2 separate regions of the Homo sapiens genome follow, and region 2 is linked to region 1. Evidence: chromatin loops called from intact Hi-C (ENCODE). Cell type or tissue: HCT116. All regions are shown on one strand. Links, peaks and the distances in the headings refer to the core of each region. The heading gives the core; the rest is flanking DNA.

The links. A loop is a pair of places that touch in the nucleus more often than their neighbours do. Peaks named below come from ENCODE experiments on the same cell type or tissue, not always from the same donor. Only the 100,000 strongest peaks of a DNase experiment are listed, where the experiment ranks them.
Region 2: a loop joins it to region 1, with 4 times the contacts of the local background. A loop is called at or near these places in 5 of 110 quality-filtered maps.

The regions. Positions count from the first base shown.
Region 1 is chr17:61,832,713-61,841,059 of GRCh38, reverse strand. All of the region lies in intron 6 of BRIP1 (BRCA1 interacting DNA helicase 1), which reads left to right. Among named protein-coding and RNA genes, the nearest start is that of BRIP1, 27 kb to the left of the region's middle. In HCT116, for the core only: a CTCF peak has its summit at 3,660 (motif pointing right); DNase peaks (open chromatin) are centred at 3,659 and 7,299; H3K27ac peaks cover 1,253 bases.
Region 2 is chr17:61,548,048-61,556,394 of GRCh38, reverse strand. No RefSeq gene overlaps it. Among named protein-coding and RNA genes, the nearest start is that of NACA2, 39 kb to the left of the region's middle. In HCT116, for the core only: a CTCF peak has its summit at 5,035; a DNase peak (open chromatin) is centred at 5,044; H3K27ac peaks cover 5,053 bases.

The sequences.
Region 1 (8,347 bases), core at 66-8,065:
TTTTGTAGATGGTGAGAGGGATCTAGTTTTTTCCTTTTGCATATGGACATCCAGTGTTCTCAGCACCATTTATTGAAGAGGGAGTCCTTTCCCCGATATGTGTTCTTGGCATCTTTGTTGAAAATCAGTCAACTGTAAATACCTGGATTTACTTCTCGGTTCTCTATTCTGTTCCATTGGTCTATGTGTCTATTTTTATACTAATACCATTCTGTTTTGGTTACTATAGCTTTGTGTAGTACATAGCGTGGTGCCTACAGTTTTCTTTTTGCATACTATTACTTTGGCTATTCAGGGTCTTTGTGGTTCCATATGAATCTTAGGATTGTTCTTTCTATTCCTGTAAAGAATGTTATTGGTATTTTGATAGGGATTACATTGAATCTGTAGGTTGCTTGGAGTAATATGTAGTTCTTATTTTCATTTTATTTATTTGGTTAACTTTTTTAGAGACAAGGTTTCGCTATGTTGCCTAAGCTGCTCTCAAACTCCTGGGCTTAAGCGATCCACCTGCCTTGGCCTCCCAAAATGCCAGGATTATAGGTGTGAGCTACTGCACCTGGCCTTGTAGTTCTTATTTTTAAATGCTGCTGAAAGCTATTATTAATGTTATTGTTGATAATACTGATCAACATTATAAATTTTGAGGAGTTAGGTTTAGAGTTTAGTAGAAAATTCCTTTTCTTTTTTTTTTTTTTTTTTTTGAGACGGAGTCTCCCCTGTCACCCAGGATGGAGTGCAGTGGGCGATCTCGGCTCACTGCAACTTCTGCCTCCTGGGTTCAAGTGATTCTCCTAAATCAGCCTCTTGAGTAGCTTCTCAAGTAGCACCTGACACCACGCCCAGCTCATTTTTGTATTTTTAGTAAAGATGAGGCTTCACCATGTTGGCCAGGCTGGCCTTGAACGCCTGACCTCGGGTGATCTGTTTGCCTCGGCCTCCCAAAGTGCTGGGATTACAGGCGTGAGCCACGGAACCTGGCCAAAAATTCTTTTGATATCTGTTGAAGATGTTTATGGCTGAAATCTTTTGAGTCTAAACCGCTTGACCATAAGCACATCTACTGTGCCCTTGGTTGAGTACCTTAATTTTAAGCCTAATGCTTTGATTGATTTCTCCTTTTGGTTATGTAGTATGCTGATATATGTTGATCATTGATTATGGTCTGCTCATTGGTAAAATATAGCTGTATCTATAATTGTATATCTGTATCTTTATATCTGTTTTATTTTTAAGCTAGAAATTGCATATTTTCTTCCTTGGCTTTAGGTGGTATAACTCTACATATCTCTAGAAATGGAATAATTTTTCATAAGTGGGTGATTTATTACTCATAACATTAAGATATAGGCCTCTGACAATTTCTCATAAGTCTGAAAACTTCTTGAACAAGTTAAATCTCTCAATTAAATCTAGTCCCTCAAATGATAACATTTCACTAGTGTGACACTGAATTTTTGTTTGCAAGAAGATGTAAGAGATATATGTCATACTAATTAAACATGCATAAAGTAAATTTAACAGACATCAAAGCACTTTTGCAATGCAAAGAACATATGGTTGAGCTCTAATATTTGTTTCTTTTCATGGTAGTCTATGATGAAAAACATGACGTATAAAGTAATTTTATGTGCTTTCTGAAAGGTTATGGGAAAAAAAAACCCAAAAATACATAGGTAAAATGATTTGTATTTTCAACTTTATTTTTTTCTTCCTAACATAAAAATAGGATAAGTACTTATAATAGAAATATAATTATTATAAAATGTATAGTTTTAGTGAGCATGAATGTTTCTCCTTTTTGTATGTTAAGTAAATTTTTAGTAAATTTCTCATGGATTTCTAGCATTAAATAATACATCTAGGTTTTCAGAGAACAAGGACTAATTATTTCCAAGAATGTAATATAAGAAAAAATAATGGGGATATGAGTAGAGGTAATTTATTTAAAAAATGGGATTTTTGGGTGTCATAGGGGAGTAAATATTTTTCCTTGTAGGAAATTACTTTGGTTTCTGCTGTAACATTTCTTAGTCTTTGCAAAGTGACTTATTATAAATCATAAAAGTATTTTCTGTAGATTTTGGGATAGGTGGTTTCATGAAAAGTAGAAGAAAAATAGTTTCATGTGTATTAATGTCGTAAGTTTTAATATTTATTATACAGCAGCTTTTGAAATGAGTTTATTGCCAAAACTTTTGGATAAAGTAATTGAAAAAAAAGTAGTCCATATATTAGAACTTTTCTTATGCTGACAGATCATATGCCTCACTTTTTTTTATATTTTTTTATTTTTGCTTTTTTCTTCAGACCAAAATGCCTCACATTTTATCTGTTGTATTTTAATCTAGACCTTGTAATAATCTTGAATAAGGTAAATTGATAGACTTGGGTAAGTAACTTTTTTGTGAAAACCAGTTCCTTCATATGGAAGGAAAAAGAATGGGAGACTAGATTTAATGATGCTTTATTTATTTATTTATTTATTTATTTATTTATTTATTTATTTATTTTTTGAGAGGGAGTCTCGCTCTGTCGCCCAGGCTGGAGTGCAGTGGCGCGATCGGCTCACTGCAAGTTCCGCCTCCTGGGTTCACACCGTTCTCCTGCCTCAGCCTCCCAAGTAGCTGGGACTACAGGCGCCCGTCACCACACCCAGCTAATTTTTTATATTTTAGTAGAGACAGGGTTTCACCGTGTTAGCCAGGATGGTGGCTCACTCCTATAATCCCAGCACTTTGGGAGGCTGAGGCGGGCGGATCACGAGGTCAGGAGATACGTTATATCTAATTGAATTCTAACACCTTTAAATTCTAAGGACGCTTTTCCTATCTTGCTTTTTATTATATGATACTAGGGAGTACAGTATTTTTTAAATAGAAATATTTATTTGGATTCATAAATTAATGGTTTAATTCTCATCCCTGCAAAGGTGTGTCTTAGTCTTCACGTTTTTCAAATCTGCAGTTGCATTACTTTTGACAAACCTTCTTCCATAAATTAAATGGTAAATTAGTTTGATGATTTCTGTTTTCCCCTGAATTTGACATTAAACTTTTTAGGTTCTTCAAATTTTCTTAGTTTTTATGAAAATCATTTAGTTTCCACCTAGTGGATTGGAGAAGTAGATTGTTGTCTCTTTATTTTTCTATCATTTCTAGTCTCCTAACTCTCTTTTCAAGTCGGAAGATAGTGTCAGTACCTTTTCTTATATAATTAACTTTCTGGTGTCCCCTGCTTGATCCCTTTCCTTACAGTTCAGATTTATTTTCTTAATCTGACAATTCATATGTCAAAGTTCTAGTGAAGCATCTGTCTCCACATGGTCAAAATATAGTTAAGAAAAACATTGTTTTTTAGAATAGTATGTTAACGTTTTGATATTACTTTGTTCTATCATTCATAATCATTTTCTCTAGATTTATTTATATTCTGTTCTTTTTTTAGTAAATCCTCACAATAGCCAGGGTTGTCTTCAGATATATTCTTATGCTTATACCTGCTTTTTATTTATTCATTAAATAAATGCTAACATTCTTTATATACTTTAATTAAAGTAATTATATTTGATTTAATGTAGCAGTAGCATATTATTTTAATTCATAACTTGGGCCTGGTGTGTGGAAGACACTTGGGTCCAGCAGAGTGCGCTGTTGACCTTCTTACAAAGTGTTAACACTGGGGCGATCCTTAGGCTATTTTTCTTCCTTTTTCTTCCTCCCATACCCCATTTTTATTTCCTTCCTTCCTACCCTTCTTTCTTTTACTTTATGGTTTTAATTTACTTTTATTTAAAATAGCTATTTAACATAACTGCATATATATGCTGATACTGGTGCTTACTGTGTTATGTGCCAGACACTCTGCTAAGCACTTTAGAAATATTAATTCACCTGGCAAATACAGGTTCATGTGAGTTGATGCTTATTGTCATGTTCTTTTAACTTTTCTTTGGGTTTGACAGTTTTCAAAATAAAAGAATTTAACTCAATCTTTATAACAACCGTATCAGGAAGGTATTAATATTTTCCGCAATTATAGCTGAGGAAACTGAGCCACAGAGTATTTGAATAACTTGTTCATGTCACAAACCTGGTGAGTAGAAGCTGGATTAAAACCCAGGCAGTCTGGCTCTGGAATTGATCCTCTAAACCACCTCACTATTCTGTCTCTGAATAAACTCTTCCAGATGACTTTTTGATGACAGTTCATTTTTATACTGTTACAGGTCATATTATATGCATTACCATGCAGGTTATTTATTCAAGATTCGTCCCTTTTTTAGTGTCTCAACACCAAATCTAAGCATTTACAATGCTTACCCAAATTTATAATTATTTATTTATTTGTAGGTTTAACTGTTTTTTGTTTTGTTTGTCTCATTACCAGACTGACCATAAGGACAAGTGTAATGTCTCTTTTTTTCAGTTTTTTATAACCAGCATCTGGCACAGAGCCTGCACCTAGTAGCTACTTGTATTATTTGTTGAATAAATGAATGAAAAAAATGGCCATAGTTAAGTAGATGTATGATTCACCACTGTTTCTTGTAGCTTACAATTTTTACTCAGATCCTTATACCTAAGAGGGTATGACAGTATTGTTAAATACAGGTGACTTAATGCAGATTTAAAAATAGTTTTTGGCCAGGCATGATGGCTTATGCCTGTAATCCCAGCACTTGGGGAGGCTGAGGTAGGTGGATCACTTGAGCCCAGGAGTTTGAGATCAGCCTGGGCAACATAGCAAGACCCTGTCTCTACAAAAAACAAACAAACAAAATTAGCTTGGTGTGGTGGCTCATGCCTGTGGTCCCAGCTACCAGGAGGCTGAGGCAGGAGGATTGCTTGAGCCCGGGAGGTAGAGGTTAAAGTGAGCTGTGATCATGCCACTGCATTCCAGCTTGGGTGACAGAGCAAAACCTGTCTCAAAAAAAAAAAAAAAAAAAAAAGAGTAATAACATTTTTTGAAAAACCTTTAACATTATAAAAACCAATACAGAATAAAAATTAAAATGTTCTCCCTTATGTTAACCCCATCTCCCTTTCTGCTTTCCAGAAGGAAACACCATGAACACTTTCATGAGGATCTTTCTAGATCCGTTTCTATAAATTTATAAGGATATTTTTAATAGTTCTTTTACAGTTTTGTTTGTGCATTTAACTCTCTTGTTTATGGGATTTATTTTCATGCATGTATGAGGTCAGGCTCTAATTGCATATTTTCCCAAATAGTTGATCAGTTGTCCCAGTGTCACTTAATCATTTTTCCAGTTTTGAAGTTTTGCTGTTATCATGTACTAAATTGTTATATGTACTTGGATTGGTTCCTGGACTTTTTTTTCTCTTTAATTTTTTTTTTTTAACAGTATGTGTGAAAAAATATGTCAAAGAATTCCACTTGGCTTCAAACAGAAAAGCAGTAGACCCCTGCCCTAATTCTATTATTCACCAATTCCCACTATCTGAAGTAAATAATTTTCAATTATTTATCCTTTGTATTCTGATAGTTTTTGAAGTAGCATGCATATTTTGCTTTTCTCTTGAGTTTTCGGTTTTAGATACTTTCTGTTGTCTTCCTCCTATTCTTTTCTCCTTTCTCATTACTTCTACCCTTCAGCCTGCCAGCATTTGGTATTTGTATTGTTATAATTCTATAAATATTTAAACTTATTACAGTTCTTTCCCCAAACCAGTATTTATTTTTTTTGGTGCTAGTAGTTGTCTTGTCCTTTGCTTAGTTTCCTATGTACCTGTAACTATTTATCTCCAAACTCTCTGTTAGAAAGTAAAATCTATCAGTTCATTTAAATACATCAGGTCAAGATGTCCATATTTTTAGACTTTCAATATTTAGTGGAAATAATGAAAAATACTCTTTTATATTGAATTAAATTTTATATTTCTAAATAACTTTTTTCTGAATATAAAAGCATCATCTAAGAGAAAATTTGGGAACCACCAAAATGTGTACTTAAATTATTAACATTAATCCTTAATTAAACTGTCTCCTCAATATCAACCCCTGATATTCTGCCTGCTGTCTATTCTTAAGTGCGCACATGTGCGTGCACACACACATGCAATGTTATCTGTTGCTGTAACAAACCAACCATTTATTTAGCTTACTGTTGTGGGGGTCAGCAATTTAGGGTGGGCTCAGCTGGGCATTTCTTCTGCTGATCTCAGGTGGCCTACTCATGTGTCTGTGGTCAACTGCAGGTCAGCTGTAAGTCAGCAAGGCAGCCCTGCTTCAGGGAGTTGATTGGTAGTCAGCTGGGACCATGAGGTGGGTCTCTCTCATCATCTAGCAGGCTAATTCTGGTTTATGTATATGGTGGCCTCAGGGTTCCAAGAGCAGCAAGAGAACAAGCCCCAGTGTACAAATGCCTTTTGAGTCTGTTTGTGTCAGGTTTGCTAATGTTCCAGTCACCAAAAGCAAATCACATGACCAAATCCAGACTCAAGGGGTAAAGCTCACATCTTGGTAGGAAGAGCTACAAAGTAACCTTGAAAGGGAGCTTATATACAAAGATAAGTAGAATTTGTTGCCATTTTTGTTACGTAGTATATATTACATATATACCCAGTATCAACTGAGTATATATGTAAACATTTCCACCATAGAGAACACTACTATGTTTTCTCCAGGCTCTCAAAAAAATCGTAATTATTGGGCCGAGCGTGGTGGCTCACTCCTGCAATCAGGTGTTGTACAGAGCTCAACCCCTGTAAAGGGGTTGATACTGTAGTATATATTACATATATTTGTTATGTAGTATATATGACATATATTACACATATATTACATATATACTCCCTCCCCACACACAAAATTAGGATTATAGTATATAGCTTTTATTTTTCACCTAATATATCACGGTCATAGTAAAATTTAGCAGGTCTATTTTGATGGATACTTTTTTGTCGTAATCTTTTTTCCTATGCCAGTGGTTGGCAAACTATGACCCATGGGCAGAATACAGCCTGCTGCCTGCTTTTATAAATAAAGTTTTTTTGAACGCATTTTACATTTGTTTATACATATTGTCTGTGGAACTTTTGCGTTATAACAGTAAAGTTGAGTAGTTGTGACAGAGACCATATGGCTCACAAAACCTAAAATATATACTCTGTCTATTTATGTATTTTTCTTTTCTTTCTTTTCATGTTCAGCCAGCAGGAAAATCTCTGGCCTTTTAGAGAAAAAGTTTGCCAGCCCGTTCTATACTATTGTAATCTTGGTTAAGTTAGGCCAGAGGTTAGTGGAGTTAGTGTGAATCTCTTGCCTTGTCTGCAAATTTGCCTAGGGGTAGGATGATAGAATGGATGACTAATTGCTTGAGTATGTCCTTCAGCTCCAATAATTATGGCTTTTTTTTTTTTTTTTGAGGTGGAGTCTTGCTTTGTCACCCAGGCTGGAGTGCAGTGGTGCAGTTTTGGCTCACTGCAACCTCCACCTCCTGGGTTCAAGCAATTCTCCTGCCTCAGCCGCTCGAGTAGCTGGGATTACAGGTGCCTGCCACCATGCCTGGCTAATTTCTTTTATTTTTAGTAGAGACAGGGTTTCGCCTTGTTGGCCAGGCATGTTTCGAACTCCCAACCTCAAATGATCCGCTTGCCTTGGCCTCCCAAAGTGCTGGGATTACAGGAGTGAACCACTGTGCCTGGCCCAGTAATTATAATTTTTTGAGAGCTTGGAGAAAACATAGTATTCTCTATGGTGGAAATGTTTAATTCTCAAAAGTTTCAAATCTTCTTTATCATATTGAGTGAACTTGGTGAATATTTCAGAGAAAGTTGACAAAATTCAGCCACTCCTCTAAGTTTTCTTGATGTGTAGATACATTAATGAAATAAATATGTATAGCAACCCATCCGACATGAGTGTAGCTATTCAGTGGTGATAGTATCTGCAATTGTCATGTAGAACGTTTTCATTCATGGATACTGGGTGTGGAAAGATAACTTTACCTTTGAAAACTACTTCGTTAATTGACCAACTGTCTGCCCAGTAAATTTATCTTTCGGTTATTTTAGCTTTTTAAAAGTTTGGCTGTCACAAAATTATAGAGAAATTGGAAGTACAATCCAAATATCTTTTTTTATTGAGCCATTTAAGAGTATGTTGTTGCCCTGATGTTCCCTCACCCTGAAATACTTTAGTGTCTATGTCTTATAAGCAAAGACATTCTTATACATAATCACAATATAACCATAAGAATCAGGAAGTTAAAATTGATTCATTGTTGCCATCTAATACTCAGAACCGGTTTAAATTTTAGCAGTTGTCTTAATAACGCTTTTATAAAAGCAAAAGAATCCAGTCAGAACCATGCATTGCATTT
Region 2 (8,347 bases), core at 274-8,273, 280 kb after region 1:
TGAACATCTCTGGAATTTTCTGTATAGTTGCACTGTGAAAGTGAAACTCAACTCTTTTCCTTTGCTTAAAGTCAAATCTGATGAAAAGTTTTCTATTTAAAAATTATTTTAAAATTAAAAAACATTTTAAAATTAGCACTACCCATAAATAGTAGGTTTTTCCCAGAAGAGGGTCTTTTCTCCTTTCCTTTTTCACTAACATTTTCTCAAATGTTTAACTGATTTGCACATGTTTTTCTACCTGTGGTTTTAACTAAATAGAACAGAGGAGAAAAATAGTTATCAAATGATGGTACAAGACTGTGGCTACCTTTTTTTTCTTTTAAGCAAAGCAAATTTTATAGTTTTTAAGTTAATACTTTTCATTTAGATAAAACAATCTCGAAATGATATTCTCACATACTAGGATTTTTAAAAGGTTAGACTCTGCCTTACAAACTATTCATTTAAACAATGTAGGTCCAGTCCAAGTGATATAGAAATTAAAAAAATTTTAAAAACCAATATATGGTTTGAGAGGGAAGCCTTGATTCGAATCAAATTGGACAAGTGTGTGTAAGGAAATATATGTCATTTTTAGCATTTTTGGGTACAGTTAAAGGAAATTCCTAAGCCAGTTTCTTTCTGAAATAGTAAATATATTGTGTATAAATTAGTAACCACAGTTAGAGGATACTCTATTTGTTTTCAATTAGAATTGGGTCTGCTTTTAATCTGGAATATAACATTCATCTACATTATACAAAAAGCAGCCACTTTTATGAAAATGAATCCTAAAGTATGTGTGTCAATATTCAACTATTAAGGATGTCTACATGTTTTTCTATCTGTGTTTTTAAGTTAAAAAAAAAAAGAACAGGGAGAAAAATAGTTATCAAGTGACGTTACAGAAAAAAAAATTGCCACCCACAGATGATCTTATCGCACTGATTCTTGCGAAACAGGTGTCTGAACTGATTTGGGAGCTTTGGTTTTATTTTTGTCAGTATTTAATTTCCTGCCATGCAGCTGCAGTTGGTGTTATGAGATTTATGCGATTAAGTGTGCAAAATGACAAACAAGGCTGTCTGGTGCTCGTCTTCCCTCTTTAGTCAACTAATCACCTTTGGATTCTGGGCTCTGTCAATGAGTGAGTCTCTCACACCAGTAAGCCGCATTTATCAATCTAAACATTTGATCTGCACTGACCGCATTAGTTGGAGGAGAGGTCTAAGATAAAAGTTGCAGTTTGGATTTAGGTAGGCATTTTATAATCCCAGGTTGGAAGTAGGTTCCTTGGTTAAAGTAAGCGTCTTTCTTTCTGGTTACGGTGACACCACAGTCCTGCACATGCACTTCGGTTTAGGTGGGAATCACAGCAGTGATGCCAAGATTTAAAGCCTCAAGAGTGGTAAACTGGTCAAGACCATCTCATCTCGCAGTAATGAGGTTACTTGGAATTCAGAATCATTTATTCTTGGAAGCAAAATGTTCACGGTGAAGGCTCAAGGCTTATACGAAATCACTCTGAGCTGATTTTGGGTGCAGTGGATCACACCTGTAATCCCAGCACTTGGGGAGACCAAGGCAGGTGGATCGCTTGAGGTTTGGGGGAGTTCGAGACCAGTCTTGCCAACATGATGAAACTCCGTCTCTACAAAAAATACAAACATTAGCCGGGCGTGGTGGCATGCGTCTCTAATCCCAGCTACCTGGGAGGCTGAGGTGGGAGGATTGCTTGAACCCAGGACGCAGAGGTTGCACTAAGCCGAGATTGCGCCACTGCACTCCAGCCTGGGGGATAGAGTGAGACCCCATCTCAAACACACACACACACACACACACACACAGGGGATAGAGCGAGACTCCGTCTCAAACACACACACACACAAACACACACACACACAAAACCATCCTGACACCAGTACTACAGTTTGCATCTTTCCCTTGCCCTTTACTTGACACACTTGAGGGATTTGAGGTGATTAACAGCTCTCTGTGTTCAAGGTGATGCCTGCCTTCCTGCAGGTACTATCATCTTAGTGTATTAGTGTAGTAATGACTGGGATTTAGGTAACACTGTCTTAAGGAAGATTGCAAAGTATTTTATGCTTGTTATCTCCTCCCCTTGAAGCACAAGCCAGGATTGTTCTTTAGAGCATTCTGGTGGGGAAACTGAAACGCTATTTAGAGGAGAGGACTTGACCTCGGTCCCACAGATACACAGTGGGAGGTATTTTGGGTCTCTGATCTCCCAATTGCTAACCTGCTATTTCTTCAACTCGATTATCATTTCCTCTCCATTTTTCACAGTGAATAGGAGCCATTAGCTTTTACATTTCACTCCAAGATTTTGTTTTTTGCAACAACAAAATCTCTGGACGGTGGGAAAATACATTTATGTGTACCGGCTTGCATTTGTATCATAGCATATGGGTCTCTGCATATGGTTTGCCTTTTTTTTTTTTTTTTTTTTTTTTTCTGAGACAGAGTCTCTCTCTGTCGCCCAGGCTGGAGTGCAGTAGTGCAGTCTCGGCTCACTGCAACCTCCACCTCCCGGGGTTCAAGCAATTCTCCTGCCTCAGCCTCCAGAGTAGCTTGGATTACAGGTGCCCACCACCGGGCCTGGCTAATTTTTATATTTTTAGTAGAGATGGGGTTTCACTATGTTGGCCAGGCTGGTCTTGAAATCCTGACCTCAAGTGATCCACTTGCCTCAGCCTCCCAAAGTGCTGGGATTATAGGCGTGAGCCACTGCTCCTGGCCGGTTTGGTATATCTTTTTAACAAAACAGCGTGTGACAGGATGGCCTCACTCTGAGTCCTGGAAGGCGAGGCACAGGAGCTGATGAATTTTCTTTGTATGGAGGCCCAAATGCACAATGCTGCCATGTTGTGAATGTGATTGGATAGTGTAGAGATGATGTAGGCCTTCTTTATATTTGGGGCTTCGCTTTCTCTTGTTGCCAGCTTTCATAGGATCCTTTCCTTCACCTGTCCCCGGACCAAACCTCACAATTCACATATGACTGTGGGAGTTGACTAAACTCTTTGTAATTCTATAGAATCCTTTATACAAAGCTGATTACAGCTTTGGTGCTTTGTGTACGACCAAGCCCTCTAACACCCAATTTCTTTTGTCAACATAAATCCTAATTTGAGAAACTTTCTTGTGGTAAAAACACAATCTGATGAAGACATGAATTTGGTTTGACTCACATTTGGCTTGGAAATATGTTGTTGATAAAGGATCCCCCTTAAGCGTATTTTTCAACACAGATATTTCTCACTCTGAATTGATTTTTTATAAAGGGAAGGGAAAGGGAGAGAAGGGACATTAGGAATATTGAACATTCATTTTGTATCCGTCTCTGTCTTACATGTTTTCACAAATCTAACTTGATCAAACATTTTTTAAAAAATGTTATTTCTCCCATTTGAACAGAGGAGAAAATTGAGTGAGAGGTCAAGTAACTTGAACAAGTTCCTTGGTAATAAACTAATAAATAGCAGGACCTAAATTCAAATCCTAGCATGTGGGACAGTTACTGGCCAAGGTATACCAGAGAGGTGCTTGGGTCAATTCAAACACTAATAATGAGTGTCATGGAAGTACTGGAATTAAATCTCACTTAAAGATCAAGTGCACTGGCCTGGCGTGGTGGCTCACGCCTGTAATCTCAGCATTTTGGGAGGCCGAGGTGGGCGGATCACGAGGTCAGGAGATCAAGACCGTCCTGGCTAACACAGTGAAACCCCCTCTCTACTAAAAAAATACAAAATAGCCAGGCATGGTGGCGGCCGGCTGTAGTCCCAGCTACTCGGGAGACTGAGGCAGGAGAATGGCGTGAACCCGAGAGGCGGAGCTTGCAGTGAGCCGAGATCGCGCCACTGCACTCCAGCCTGGGAGACAGGGCGAGACTCTGTCTCAAAAAAATAAAAAAAAATAAAAAGATCAAGTGCACTACATACCCAGCCATGGCCAGCCAGATATTAAATATAAACACAAAAGAAATCTCTTCCAATCCTATATCTTGTGGCATTTGAGATTACGTCTATAATCCCAGCACTTTGGGAGGCTGAGGTGGGTGGATCACGAGGTCAGGAGATCAAGACCATCCCTGCCAACATGGTGAAACCCCGTCTGTACTAAAAATACAAAAATTAGCTGGGCTTGGTGGCGGGTGCCTGTAGTCCCATCTACTCAGGAGGTTGAGGCAGGAGAATCGCTTGAACCCAGGAGGTGGAGGCTGCAGTGAGTCAAGATTGGGCCACTGCACTCCAGCCTGGCGAGAGAGAGAGACTCCGTAAAAAAAAAAAAAAAAAAAAAAAAAAAGACCAGACATGGTGGCTCATGTCTGTAATCCCAGCACTTTGGGAGGCCGAGGCGGGTGGATCACGAGGTCAAGAGATCGAGACCATCTTGGCCAACATGGTGAAACCCCGTCTCTACTAAAAATAAAAAAATTAGCTAGGGCATGGTGATACACGTCTGTAGTCCCAGCTACTCGGGAGGCTGAAGCAGGAGAATCGCTTCAACCTGGGAGGCGGAGGTTGCAGTGAGCCGAGATCGCACCACTGCACTCCAGCATGGTGACAGAGAGAGACTCTGTCTCAAAAAAAAGAAAAAAAAAGAAAGAAAGACAGGGAGAGAGGGAGGGAGGGAAAAAGAAAGAAAGAAGAATGAAGGGAGGAAGAGAGAAAGAAAAACGAGAGAGGGAAAGAAAGAGGAAGGAAGGAGAAGAAAAGAAAAGAAAAAAGAACAGAGTAAGAACAACAACAAAAAAAAAAACCTGTAGTAATCAGGCCCAACACAGACTCAAGCCAGAAGACAGCACTAGACCCTGGGCACACGGAGGTAGAGAAGTCCAGAAGGTGAGAGGAGACCTAAATTCTACCTCATACGCATTTCTGCGTAGGTTCCAGTGACACAACTATCCGTGTGCCTCTGAAAATAATTTCTGTACTTTGGGCAGACTGTAGATTGCCTATGCCTGGTTGATGTTTTTATTCCCTGAAAATTTAATCCTAGCAGTGAAGCCATTCATATTCTCAACAGTAGAGGTCCTCAGTACCATAGTTCTTCAGCAAAGATGCTGAAAAAAAAAATTCTCCAAACCTTGAATTATTTGGCGTTTATGGTTGCTTATGGAACTTAAGTCATTTTATGGATACAATTGTCTATTTTTTATGTCATTAATAAACAAAAAAATTTAGTCCTCATGGTCCGATCTTGGCTTAAAATTTCACAGTCTTTTGTAACAGCTGAAATAATGTGTCAAAAATCAGTTAACAGTGAAATAATTTGAAAAAATATATATAAAGCATTCTCTTAAAGCTTTGGGATAAAAAGACCATGAGAAAATGTTTAGAGAAGATGTTGAAATTTGTTGTGATGAAAGTAAACAGTGATTTTTTGGGAAAGATGGGGGGTGTTGGTTCTGTTTTTCTAAAAACTATCAATTTATGTCTTGTCTATTGTGTTTAGAACTATAGAGCTATAAGATACTTAGGGTTTTTTTGTTTTCTTTGTTTTTTGTTTTTGTCCCAGGGATATTTATTTGAATTTTCTACCTGTAAACACAATTTGCTAACAGCTCCATTTACCCTTTCTTTTCACCAAAATTTGACATTGTCCTTAATCCTCCCAATTCTTTATTCTCCATATAACAATCAGGAAATTTTATCATTTCTACCTCCTATATATTGCATGTCCCATTTTCCATCTCTCGGGCCCCCATTGCCCTAGTTTGGGTCCTTAACTTGGTTGTTATAATTTTCTTCTATCCAGTCTTCCTATTTCTAGTTTCATATCTTTTTAAACCATTCATTGCATATTTATAAAACTGTCTTCCTAAAATGCCATTTCCCTGCTTAACACTTCCAGTGGTTTTCCATCACTGCTGAACAAAGCACAAATTTCCTAGCATAGCCTGCCTGTTCCTTTATAACCTTGTCCCTAACTACCTCTCCAGCTCTATTGTTTTCTTCCCTTTTTACCATAGCCCTCAGATCTGTATTCCAACCACACACTGAACTGAACTACTAAGAGTTTCTCAGATGCATCAAATTGTTTCAACCTTTCTGTCTTCGCATGCTGTTTTTCTCCTGAATATTACTATTCTTTCTTCCCTTATTCCTTGTTTACCTGACCAGTACCTAATTCTTCCTTTAAGATCCAGGCCAAGTTATCTTTTGCATTGTAAAACATTTCCTGAACCTCAGGCATTACCTTCTTTGTGCCAACATTCTATATATTCTTCCACTGCCATAGACCCGGTAGTATACTAGCTATTTCTCCTGCTAAACCAATGATTCTCAGTGGTGACAGAGAGTGTGCTGGGGGCAGTGCAATTTTGCCCATCAGAGGACATTTGGCAATGACTGGATCCATTTTTTATTGTCACAGCAATGGGGTGGTGGTGGTGCTACTGGCATCTATTGGGTAGAGGCCAGAGATGCTGCTGAACATCTTCTCATGGCCAGGACAACCTCCCACAACAAAGAATTATCCAGTCAAACATGGGTAGTACCAAGGTTGGGAAACTCTGTGTCAGACCTTAAAATTGTATCTTTTTAAAAAACTTTGAATCCTTAGAACCTAGAACAATGCCAAGCAAAAATTAGGCACTAAATAAATATTGGTTGAAGGAGTGAAAAATTCCATAGAGTTATCTAAAGGGAATCCATTCAAGGATTTTAAAAATATATTATTTGGAAAAATAACCAGAGCCCAAATTCAATCACATTCAAAAGTATAATTTGACATTTATCTTAAAATTTCCTTAATAATGCATAGAAAGACTAGATTAAGATTTTGAACTGATTATATGCCTGTTTCTCCCAAAAAAGTCATAAAATGTCAAAAAACAAGAAAAAGTCTATCAGATTACATATTTTGAAGAACTCCTGAAAGAGACCATAGCCGATGGAAGGGAGGAAATAATCAAAGAAATAATAGAAGAAAATTTCCCAGGTCTGAAGGCAGATGGAAAGGGCCTGCATCGTGGGCTTACCTCAAAATACCAAGAATAAAGACAGGAAAAACCATCTACAAAAGCGTAGATTTTACATTGGCATTTCATGTCTAATTACTAGGACTAGATACCAAAATTATATTGAGATGAAATAATAGCTCAATATAATGAGGGAATATTATCTTAAAACTAAAATATTATTCCTAGTTAATTAATATTTACATAGTGAGACAAAAATTAAGACATTTGCAGACACAGTAAGACTTAGAAGTTTACCACCCACAAATTTTCTCTTTAGAGAATTACTAAAAGACATAAGCCATCCCAACCCCTGCCAAAAAAGGAATTCAGAGGACTATAAGAGATATCAGAAACAAACGGTAAGCAAAGAAGTAAAACCTAGAATAAGTCTGATGATATTCAAGCATAATGAAAAATAGTTAACAACAACCTGGAACTAAAGTACCAGATGACTTCAATGTGTGAAGTAGAAGAAGAAAGACAAAAGTACAAGAAAGAAGATGAATGTTTGCTAAGATTCGTGTTGGGGCCAAGAGGTGCCTAGATATATACACAAATGATTTTAAAAAGAGAAAAATTAGAAAGCTTAATGTAAAATGTAAAAGAATCCATTAGGAAAATGGAATATATAGTTTCCAAAACAATAAATAAAGGGAAAAAGAAGAAATAAATAAATCCAACAGAAGACAATAAAAAAAGAAACAATAGTAAATAGAAAACATAAAGTGAGGTAGCAAGATTAAGTCAAAATATACCGGTATTCTTAATAAATGTAAACCTGTTAAATTTTCCAATTAAAGGACAGAAAATCCAATTAGGTTTTAAAAAAATCTTGTCATATGTTATTTACAAGATTCATATATAAGATAAAATGATGAAGAAAAGTTTGAAGTGAAGAAATGGAAAAATCTATCCCAGATAAATGTTAAAATAAGGAAGCAGATATAGTAATATTAATTTCAGACAAAATACTAGTTTTAGTGTAAAAGATGAAAAACGACAAAAGGGACAAGGATTTTTCATTTTGGTAAAAATATAATCCATCAAGAAGAAATAAGAATTTTGAACTTTTATGAACAAGAACATAGCTTTAAAATATACATTATTCAGTAACAATTGACAGAAATACAAGAAGAAATTCACAAATCCATAATTAAAGTGTAAGAGTCTAACAACTCTCTCTGAGAAATCAGATGATCATGTACACACACAAAGTAAAGACATAAGGATTTAAACTAACAATCAAACAAACAAATCTAAACAATACACATAGAACATTATACCCAGGAAAAGCATAATACATTTATCTTCAAACATCCATGGAAGATTCTCAAAATTCAGCCATGTATTAAATTGTAAGGGAAATATTAA